2 separate regions of the Homo sapiens genome follow, and region 1 is linked to region 2. Evidence: chromatin loops called from intact Hi-C (ENCODE). Cell type or tissue: ascending aorta. All regions are shown on one strand. Each heading gives the region's core, and the rest is flanking DNA. Links, peaks and the distances in the headings are about the cores only. Region 1 overlaps EGFLAM (EGF like, fibronectin type III and laminin G domains). Region 2 overlaps LIFR-AS1 (LIFR antisense RNA 1).

Region 1 (5,383 bases), core at 290-5,289, 280 kb before region 2:
AGGATTTTTAGGCCAACTTTGTTGTCATAGCAGGAAAGCAGTCATACAGTAAATAATTATACATGGCTGTATTCCAATAAAACTATTTATGCACACTGAGATTTGAATTTAAGTTTTATGTGTCACAAGAAATTATTATTCTTAAACTTTTTCCCCAGCCCCTAAAAATGTAAAAACCATTGTTACAGCAGGCTGGATTTGGCCCACGGGCCACAGTTTGCTGACCTCTGTACTATACTGTTTGGGCATTTTTCCTTAAATTTTCAAGAAATTTGTCAGGAAATTTGGTAAATCCCCTTTTAGATAGCAATTTTGTCAAGCTTTTAAGGAATCAATTAGCACATACTAATGAACTTGTTCCCTTGATAGAGCTGTCTGTGATTTAATTTTCACATACATGTTCTTAAAGAAGAGACCTGGAGAGCCTGCAATCCAACTGCTTTGGAACAGGTTTGTGCTGGTGACATTGGAGAAAGACAAAAAGCAAACTGAGGAAGAGGTTCCTTTGCTAGGCATTATTCCAGGAGCATGGGAAAGGCCAATGAGTCAGTGAGCTTCATGGATTTGTAAATCTTTAGAACGTGAGATGAAAAAGGGAACAGTAGGAGCGATAAATAATTTGTTTTACTCATAGCCTAGACAAACCTGCATTTTCAGTTTGCATTTGAGCGTGAATATAACTTCAGATGTAATTTTACATTCAGGGTGTCCTCCATGGCAATCGCTCTATTGATTTGCTGATGACTCCATGCATGTAAATCTGAGCAACATTCATTTGCACAACTTTATTGGCTCTACAGGGAATGATTCACTTTGCTGTTTAAATACCTATTAATTGCTCTTCTGAGGCCTTTGTGCATCTTACATTATCATACATTTACTAATAATCAGGACACCAATATTTTACCCCCTCTGGCTAGGTAGAGAAGAGAGACTAAAGCAAATGATAAGGAAATATAAATTTTCAAAGGAAAGGAACTCACGATGCTCTGATTTCAACTGGAGCATCTGCTCAGTCGGTCGGCTGATATTTCATGGCCTCAGAATGTGCAACTATATACTGTTTATTCCACTCAATGGATTTTTAAACATTAATATATTGAGGTGATATCCACATACATATCCACACACAATTATCTTACCCATTTTCACTTTGTTTCCTTTTATTTACTTAATTATCCATTTTGTTCTCTTTCCTTCACATTCATCATAATGTCATGGCTAATCTTTTCTGTTCTTTCCTTTGGAGCATTTCTTGCTTTTATATAGTTCTTCATTGGGATCATTTCTTAGCATCTAAATTCTTGAATCGTTTCAGTTCTTTGATGGGAGTAGGGCCACAGTTGTTGTTCAGCACAAAGAGAGGAGGTCTGTGAAATCAGCTTAACACAGACACATAGGAGGGACGCGGTGCATGCTGGCTGAGTTTGATGGATCTCATCTGATAATGCAACCGAATACGAAACACTTATGTACAAATATAAATGAGAAGCAACTGCAGGAGAAAAGATGACTTTTCTAGGGATCTCAGTAGTCATCAGGCTCCTGGCACGAAATAGAGGCATAAGTACTTGGATGATTTGAAACAAGTTTAATGAGGGGACTGTTTGCAACAGCTTAGTCATGTGCTAATTGGGACCAGTATCCAGATGGAAAGGGAGGGCCATCCAGCAAGAGCTATGACCTTCAGACATGTGTCCCATGATAACCTCATAGGGTAAAATTTAGGGGAACACTCTGACTCTTTTTCCTCTCTCTTCTTTCTTGTTGGTGCTTCCTAATGGGCAGCACACAAGTGGAAGCCAGGCAGGTCAGCTTCCCAGGGCACAGGGCAGGGTGGAGAAGGACAGAGGAATTTAGGAATCAAGTCTGAAAAGGTAATCGCCAAACTGGGTTTTGGTCCAGGATCTGCCACTTGATTCCTAAAATTAGTGAGATTCCTTTTGTCTAAAGATTCGATTCCTCAAGCGTGTTCAGAGAAGAACAAGAAGGTCAGTGTAGCTGGAGAAGGGAGTTCTGGGGCAGAAAAGTCGAAGGAGATGACGTTAGAGAAACCATTGCAGTAATTGCAAAACAGAAATAGTATTTGTGTTATCGCCAAATAGAAAAGAATATTGTGCTCTATAATGCTTATTGTTAGTGAAAAAAATTCAGGCAACATAAAAAATATTAAAAGGTCAAAATGAAAATTATCTCTAAACTCAGCATCTAGGTATAGCCACTATTAATATTTTGGCAGATAATATCTTCCAGAATTTTTTTTAATCCAATGATGAAATCATAGTACATACACTTTTTCTGTACAACAAAATACTTTATACATATATAAATGCAAATGAATGTAGGTATACATCACAAAATTTAATAACAATGTATTCCATTATAAAGGTGTGCCACATTTATTGAACTAATTCCTCATTGATGGACATTTGGATTGCTTCACTGGTGTAAACAAAGCTGGGCCTCTTGATGGTAACCTTACTTGTCTTTTGGTTGTCCAAGTTCATCTTCCCTTCTGGTATCTTTTTGAAGCAGAGTGGGCCAGCACCATTATTTCTCCATTAGTTTCTAGTTGGATAGACTGACATGCACAGCTGATCAGCAAGTGGATGGTATTCTGAACCCAAGTCTCTTATCTGCTATTTCACAAATTTAACCAATAGCCTATGTTGCACTAATCTCTTATTAACACATAATATTCATATATACCTTTTGAGATAAAAATGTTTTTTCAAAAGGAAAAATAAGTCAGCTGCTGTAAGGATCTATCTCTAAATCTGAGCCCCAATTGGAAATTTTTGGTGGTACCAGCTTCTTATTCCCACTGATATGAGGAGCCAAGAGGCCTGTCTTAGAACATAGATTAGTGCTGCTTTTGAACTCTAATCCCAGCATCTACCATATTTTAAAATGTGATTGTGTCTCCATTTTGGCCCAGTGGAATGTATCTCCCATCACTGATGTTGATCACAGGATCCTTAGGGAGTGCAGGGGCATGCCAGCCACAGCTGCTCAGGAGGAAGTATCAACAGTCATCCAGCAGATGGCAGTAGTTCCCACACTTACAGAGCCGGACGAGCCCTTGCGACTCAGTCTGGAGTCACCTGAAGTGGTTGACCTTGAGAGCAGCTCCATTAGATTGCGTCAGATAGAGGGCACCTTCTATGGTTCAAAGTCCCAACCAACATGGGAGAAGGCAACTAATTTTAGATTTTTTTCTGGTGCAACCAAACGTCCACAAACAAAAACAGATATTTCTTCAGCGTTCTTTGGCGTTTATAACATTTTATTTACAATGCTGTGTCAAAATGATGCAAACAACTGGTACATACATTTCTTTCCAAAATAAAATGAAATAAAAAGCTGGCAAATTCAGAAAGAATTACAACAATGAAAATTAGAGGAGTGGGTGATGAGAAAGGCTACAAACAAATTTGTCAGGCCTTTTTTTTTTTTTTTAACATTACCCCTGAAAACTGTTTGGGTGATGTTCAAGAAAGTAAAGAACCTAATTTCTGACTCTACATTGATTATTTTGCTTGTTTAAGCACTTATTCACACAGTTTCCAAAATGTGTATTTGATGTCTGTTTATGCCCAGGTAATTTCTGGATGCTGGGGTTTTAGCAGTAAACAAGATCAATAGTGTCTCCGCCCTCATGAGGTATATCTGTGGGAGAGTCTGTGAAATAAGTCTGTATCACATTATATTACATAAATAATATCATCAGTAATGATAAGTGTCAAGAGGAAAAGTGAAGGGCTAAGAGGGTGTAGAGGATGGTGGGAGCTGCTGCTTGGGATAGGCTATCAGGGAAGGCTTCTCTCAAAGAGAGATTTGAGCAGAATCCCTCCACGTGGAGGGAGTGACAAATGCAGAGGTCCTGGGGTGACAGCCCACAGGACACTGGAAGCTCACAGAAAGAGGCCCACGTGGTGGGAATGTGGTGAGTGAGAAAAATGATAGGAAGTGAGGTCAGAAAGTTTGCCAGGGGTCAGAGCGTGTCAAATCTTATAGGTCCTGATGAAGACTTTGAATCTTATTCAAAGTTAAAGGCCAAGATATTGAAATTTTGAGCAGCAAAATGACATGGCCTGACTTATATTTTAAGCAGGATTGCTGTGGCTGCAGTGGTGGAGCTCACTGGAGAGGAAGGAGAAGGAATAAGGAGGCAATTTTATATTGCTTTAAGGAGAACAGACATGAAAAGAAAAAAGAGGTAGAGTGCCAAATGGAAATCATAGAATTTTGAAACTGGCGAGTCATTGAAGAACCTAGCCAGACTTCCACAATTTTCGGATAAGGAACTGACACCACCAGATTATGTGACTCTCTGAAGGTCTTACAGTCATCTGGGACTCTCTAGCCAGTGATCCTTGCGCTTCCTGTCCTCTTCTCTGTTGCAGAGACCCCACTTACATGCGTGGTTACACCGCTCCATTCTCACCCATATTCTGTTGGTTCCTCTTGAGAGCAGTGTGAGTGTTGCTCCCATGCTCCCAAGTGGGGAGTTTCTACATCAGTTCCCTGAGCTATTTCCTTATATAAGCCAGAAGTACTGGGATGCCTTTGCCTTTCTTAGTGTCTCAGGAACACTTTCTGACCGGGAACACCTGCTGTGTCCTGCTGCATGTCCCAGCCACATGTGGGAAAATCCTGCGGTTAGACTGAAGGCAGTCTGTGCAGTGACAGAGTGGCCCATAGGGACCTGGCTGTAAACCCAACAGAGGTTAAGAAAGTTTGGGGATCTGTATCCCAGGCTCATTCTACTGCACTTGGCTCCCACAGGCTCTTTGCTTCATGTCTGTTACTACTCTATTGTGCCCCCAAATGCTCAAAAGTATTTGGGGGCACAATAGAGTGGTAGATTTCAACTGGGGGTGATTTTGGTCCCCAAAGAATATTTGGCAATGCCTGGAGACATTTTTGGCTGTCACAACTGGGGGGAAAGTGCTACTGGCATTTAGTCAGTAGAGACTAGAGATGTTGCTAAATATGAATACCTTGCAATGCACAGAACAGCCCCCTACAATGGAGAATTATCTAGCTCTAAATGTCAATAGTACTGAAGTTGAGGAACCCTGCTATAGAACAAAATCAAAGTTAAAAACCTAACCCCTGTTCAAAGTAAAGTGGCAATCAGCTGGGAAATTAACTGACATTTAAAAAAACAACTATTTATCAAACTTTTTTGGACTACCACTTATAATAAGTGTATGCAATTTACATTGCAACCTAGTACACACAAACATAAACAGTCATTTCTCTGTATTCATGGAGAATTGATTCAAGGACTGTTTCCCACCCACCCCCCCCCCCCGCCCCCGCCACCGCCAACAAACACCAACATCCAAAGATGCTCAAGTCTCTTATATAAAATAGA
Region 2 (5,383 bases), core at 75-5,074:
CAAGTAGAGTCATTGGTGTGAATAGCTTAGAGAAAGTGTGAGCTTAGTGCAAACAATGAGCTGAATCTCAGATGGCATCAGCTAGAGTCAGTTTTGCTCGCTGTAGTTGATGGTTTGTGAAGTGGATTCCGATGACTACTCCAGGAGATGGTCACTAATTGCCTCAGAATGTCCTATGGGGATCTCAGGCAGCTGCTGTGGAAGTGAGAGGGCTGTCTGTGGAACACAGAGATGGAACCCTTCCCAGGTCCCCTAGACACACACATGCTATGGACATATACACACAGTTCATGCACATTCACACTATGGGCACATGTACCTTGAGTGCGTGCGCACACACACACACACACACACACTATGGGAGACTACATATTCTGAAAGGCACAGGCAGACACCTTTCTACAAAATAACATGCATTAGAGAAAGTCCCCCACTTCTATGGGTATGTACTGGGACCACACTGTCATGTTGACCTGGTTATTCACAGCTGGTTTCTATGCAGAGGGTTTGGTTTACATTTTCCCTGGCCAGGAAAAATGTTTAAGCGGTGGGGTCAGTTAAGGAATTAAGGAGGAGAAAGGAGAGGAGGAGAAGGAGAGAAGGGCAGAGTGAGAGGGCGCTAAGAGTTTCTGATACCCATTACACAGCTGAGATCTGCCTCCTGCCTAAAGCAGAAAGAGACCAGCAGGGCTCTGGTTGGCACAGCCTAATTACCCACACAGAGGCAGCATTGGCAGTTTGGCGGCAGGAACTTCCTATAGTAGTGACAGTACTTAAGTCTGTGGTATGGCCCTGGGGAGCTTGGTGTGGTCTTAGTGGAGTACTTCTGTGTTGGCCCTTTTGGCTCTGGAGCCCACCCTAGTGGTTTCGCCCTTCAGGGTAGTCACAGAGTGGAGTGGAAGAACACACTTTCCCCAGGGCTGGATGCTGGCTAAACCAGGGAGCCAGGCTGAGCTGGCAAAGATCAGCCCAGAGTGGAAGTAACACCACAGGGATATGTCCTGCTCTGTACATGTTTGAGGAAAACCTTGCAATTCATTCAACACATGTTCACAGATACACTACCAATCTTCCTGCCGGGTTCTGCAAACACAAATCATTTTGAGCAAAAATAGAGGTCATTCTTGCCTAGATGGGGATACATTTTTAGTTGGAGAGATAAGCATTAATAAATAATCCACCTAAATGACAACAAATGACAACTACGGCATGTGCTCTGAATGGGGGGAAACCCATGTTTGTCATGGAAAAATGTAGTGGGGGAGGTTTTGTCTCTTCCAGAAAGTCAGAAAGGGGCCCCTGAGGAAGTCCTCCTAGCTGAGATGTAAGCCTTCAACCTCCACAGAGAGGAGCAACATAGAGAAAGCACACATGCACTGGCCCTTTGGTGGGAGAAAAAACAGTACCTGCGGGACCAGAATACAAAGGGTTGGAGGCCAATAGAAGTGCCGCCCAAAGAGAGGTGCAGATGCATGAAGGGCTGGATGAAGATCTAGTGGATTATTTTAGGCTTTTCATTTTTCTCCCAGGAGCAATAGGAGGCTACTGAAGGGCTTTAAAGAAGAAAGATGATGAGATTTGCATTCTGGAAAAAAATAATTGTTGTAGCTGCAGAATGGGGCTGAATTGGAGGCAGGATGAGAAAGAATTCAGGCAGAATAGGTAGGGAAAGAGATGACTGTGGCACAGACCAGGGTAGTAGAGGAGGGGATGGAGGGGAGTGGAGGGATTCAAGAGAGGATTTGGGGACCAAATAGAAATGACTTGGAAATGACTTCGATGTGGATTGAGATAGGCCTGACTCCTAGGTTTCCAGCTTGCACATTTGTCTGGATGGGAATGTCTTCACTGACAATGGAAACACTATAGAAGGATCAGGCTTGGGGCAGAAGTGGGACAGGGTCCTTTGGGACATTGAAGAAGAAATATCAAGTAGGCAATTGTACACATGGCTCTAGTTTCTGACCACTAAGGTGAGAAGGTAGCCTCTGTTGTATTGTATTGCACCATCTTTTGGATGAGTTTTTGGGGTTGGAGAGGCAGCCTGGAGAGGAGAGTCAGTGGGGCCTGGGCCAGGAGGGTATTTGCCACTCCTGGCCACTCTCTCCAGAGCAACTATAGCAGCTTTCTAGCCCAGGTACTTGAGTTCGGCTGCTTAAGAATTTTTGACACTGAATAAACAGGGCTTGAAAGAACCTAGTTAACAAAAGATCAGATGGGACCTAGCAGAAGGCTCATGAGTCCTTGACAAAAGAAAGTTCTGAGGCCTAATATTTGTTCTTCCTACCCAAAGTTGAGTTATAAACAGTGTACCACTATTGACCTTCACTGGGATTTGCTTTCCTGGGATCTGGAGAAGCACAGCGTGTTCCTGTGCATGAACATACTGTTATCTTTGGCTTGGTCTGAGGCTGTAGAACAGTCCAGATGGTGCTCCTGCCACCTGGAGGACAGAAGCGGAGGTGGAGGCTGGTCTCCTGCTATCTCCCCCACACTTTGGGGGCACAGAGAATCCATGGGAGGAAAACAAGGAACTGGTTTCTCCAAGAAGTTGTACAAACCAATGTCAACAGGTCAAGCCAGGGCTTTGGGAAGTCAGACATGGGCACTGATACATTTCTTAAAAGCCTGGGGGACAAGCGGATCACCTTCTCCCATAGAACACCCCGGGGGTTACTATCAGAAGGGGAATAATGGGTGGATGGACCATGGGACCTTCTGCTTTGTCTGTTTGCACATATCCTTCTTGTTGTTGGCAGGTGACTCACTCTTCCACCATGGAACAAGGACAGACCTAACCCCTGAATGAGATAAGCAACTGAGCATGGTGCCTCAGCTCCTACCTCTCCTCTTTAGGGGTCTGTCCACTTGCAAAAAGCATGTGTTTTCATCTGCTCAAGAGGTTAGCAGTAAAGACTCTGCCCCCGTGGGCAAGACCTGTGTTTTCCTGCTTTGCCTGTGACTGAGTGGATACATTTTATTCTGCAGCACAATTTTAGTAAGCTCATTTAGCATTCCTACTAAACCTTGCTGTCTAATATCAGCTTTAAATATTAAATGTGATTTTTCAATCTCCCAATATAGGGAGATTGAAAGGAACAGGAGTGTCACTCATTGGGCTTCCGAAAATCCCAACAAATAGAGAAAACTGTCTGGAATGCAGAGCCTTGAAGATCTTTGTATGGCTTTAAAATGTGACATATCCTCCCAGGTAGTTAAGAAAATTCAGCTGCTTAGAGAATTGAACTGGACCTTCTGATTGCCATATCTAATCTGGGTACAAGTATGTAGTAGATAACTTTCTCCCATCAATAAGTGTGAATTCATCACGTAGCCATTCCAATACAGGACAAACCAAGGCAAAACAAAGAAAAAGAAAACTGTATTTGTGCCTTTCCCGGGACTCACAGAGTTGCCACGCAAGGTTATTTTTGATTTGCCCCTCCAAATCCATTTCCAGCTTTTTTAGCTCTGCCTTGAGCTGCAGGAGACTGCCGGTATGGACTGTATCAATGGGCTTCTGGTGGTTCAGCCAGAGGGAGGCACTAGTAAGCGGTCAGAAGGTGGGAAAGAGAGATGTCAGTGTTTTTGACTCCCCTCTTCACTAGGGTATGGTGGTCCTGTTCCTCTACTGATGAGCAAACTCCCATCAAAGGCCTCCTCTCCCACATTACAGCTCTTACTGGGTTCTGGCACCTGCCAGTTCTCCCCTTGACCCTTCAAACCTGGGGGTGTAATGGCTGCCCACTTTCATCAGTCCCCTGGTGCCTCAGAGTCCCTTCTGATCCCATTTAGTCCTCTACAGATAGTCTTTTCTTTAATGTTCTTTGTACCATCCTGAATGCACTCTGTTTTCTGTTGAGACTTGAGTCAGAAATATTCACTACCAATAGTGAATTAAAAGCCTTCTGAATTTCAGTCCGAATTCTTGGCTATGTTCACACTTCCCTGCACTGGTAACTGGTGTACAGCGACCAGGTACTGTCTAGAAAAATGCATCTTTGGGATACTCTGATCCCTACATGCATCTCTCCATGAACAGACGTAGTTCATTGGTTGGCTCCCTTGAGTCAATGGGCAGGGAGAGCATTTCAGCATTGTGAGAATCGGTGCATTAGAAACACTTGCAGCTCCCCATGACTCAGAACCCATGGCATTCTAGAAATCTTTAATGCCTATTATATTCAGAGTTTTAAAAAGTTATTAATGTACTTTGGGAGGCTGAGGCGGGCGGATCACAAGTTCAGGAGTTCAAGACCAGCCTGGCCAATATGGTGAAACCCAGTCTCTACTAAAAATACAAAAATCAGCCAGGCATGGTGGCAGGCACCTGTAGTCCCAGCTACTTGGGAGGCTGAGGCAGGAGAATCACTTGAACCCGGGAGGCGGAGGTTGCAGTGAGCCGAGATCATACCACTGTGCTCCAGCTGGGGGGACAGAATGAGATTCTGTGTCAAAAAAAGAAAAGAAAAAGAATTGAGGAAGAATAACATGGAGTATGCTGAACATTTCTTTAGCAAGAATGTTAAAAAAGTAATGTTTTTATCCCCTTTTGAACCTGGCACTATATGCTATGAATCCAATTTTAGGATTCTTTACTTGATTAGAAACCATTTTACTCTTTGCTGAGTGCAAAAATGAATGAAATGTTTGAGTCAGATATGGTGTATCATTATTAGTCTTTGTCCATGGGGCACCTGATTTGCTTTCATAGTATTTGTTGAGCCTCTTAGAGCTAGGCAGGAGTGAGAACTAAAGGATCATTGTTTTTATTGGACATCTCCCTGTTAGCCCACAATGCAAAGGAGTTTGGCCTTGCTGATTCTGGGAAATTAAGAATAATGCACCTAAATACATAATGCACATATTATGCACCTAAATACATAATGCACATATTATGAGGCAGATGCTGTACTAGGCATTTTACATATATAACCTCCCAGTATTCCACAGTGCTGCAAAAGATTATTATCATCATCATTTTACAAATGAAGAAACAGAGGATTCGGGAGGTGAAGGGATTTCCCCAAGGAGCTAGAGCTAGTGAGTTTTGGTCAGGATTTGGCCCCAGGCTAAATACCTCGAAGCCTCTAAAACACTTATTGAATCTGCCATTTTGGCCCCTTTTTTTCTGAGCAAAGGTATTTGAACTTTGTCACAAAGTGGTTATGTGATGTTGGACAATTTTTTCTACCTCTCTGGCTTCAGTTTACTCCTTTGTAAAATAAAGAGGCAGGGCTGAAAGAAATATAAGCTCTATGATTATTTGATATTAAGGTTTATGTAAAAACATTCCCTGACAATAGACTGTATCCGTCAGGATTTAGAAGTCTCCCAAGTTATTTCAGCAGAAATAAATTTAATGCAGGGTTGCTTACAAAGG

The links. Hi-C counts contacts between places; a loop is a spot of excess contacts. Peaks named below come from ENCODE experiments on the same cell type or tissue, not always from the same donor. Only the 100,000 strongest peaks of a DNase experiment are listed, where the experiment ranks them.
Region 1: it touches region 2 in a loop (6-fold over the local background); 7 of 110 quality-filtered maps call a loop at or near these places.

The regions. Positions count from the first base shown.
Region 1 is chr5:38,379,971-38,385,353 of GRCh38, forward strand. The region is part of intron 6 of EGFLAM (EGF like, fibronectin type III and laminin G domains); the gene reads left to right. Among named protein-coding and RNA genes, the nearest start is that of EGFLAM-AS2, 21 kb to the right of the region's middle. RefSeq lists an enhancer at 2,917-3,211. In ascending aorta, for the core only: a CTCF peak has its summit at 3,041 (motif pointing right); a DNase peak (open chromatin) is centred at 3,051.
Region 2 is chr5:38,664,771-38,670,153 of GRCh38, forward strand. All of the region lies in intron 8 of LIFR-AS1 (LIFR antisense RNA 1), which reads left to right. Among named protein-coding and RNA genes, the nearest start is that of LINC01265, 53 kb to the right of the region's middle. In ascending aorta, for the core only: a CTCF peak has its summit at 2,464 (motif pointing left); a DNase peak (open chromatin) is centred at 2,421; H3K27ac peaks cover 761 bases.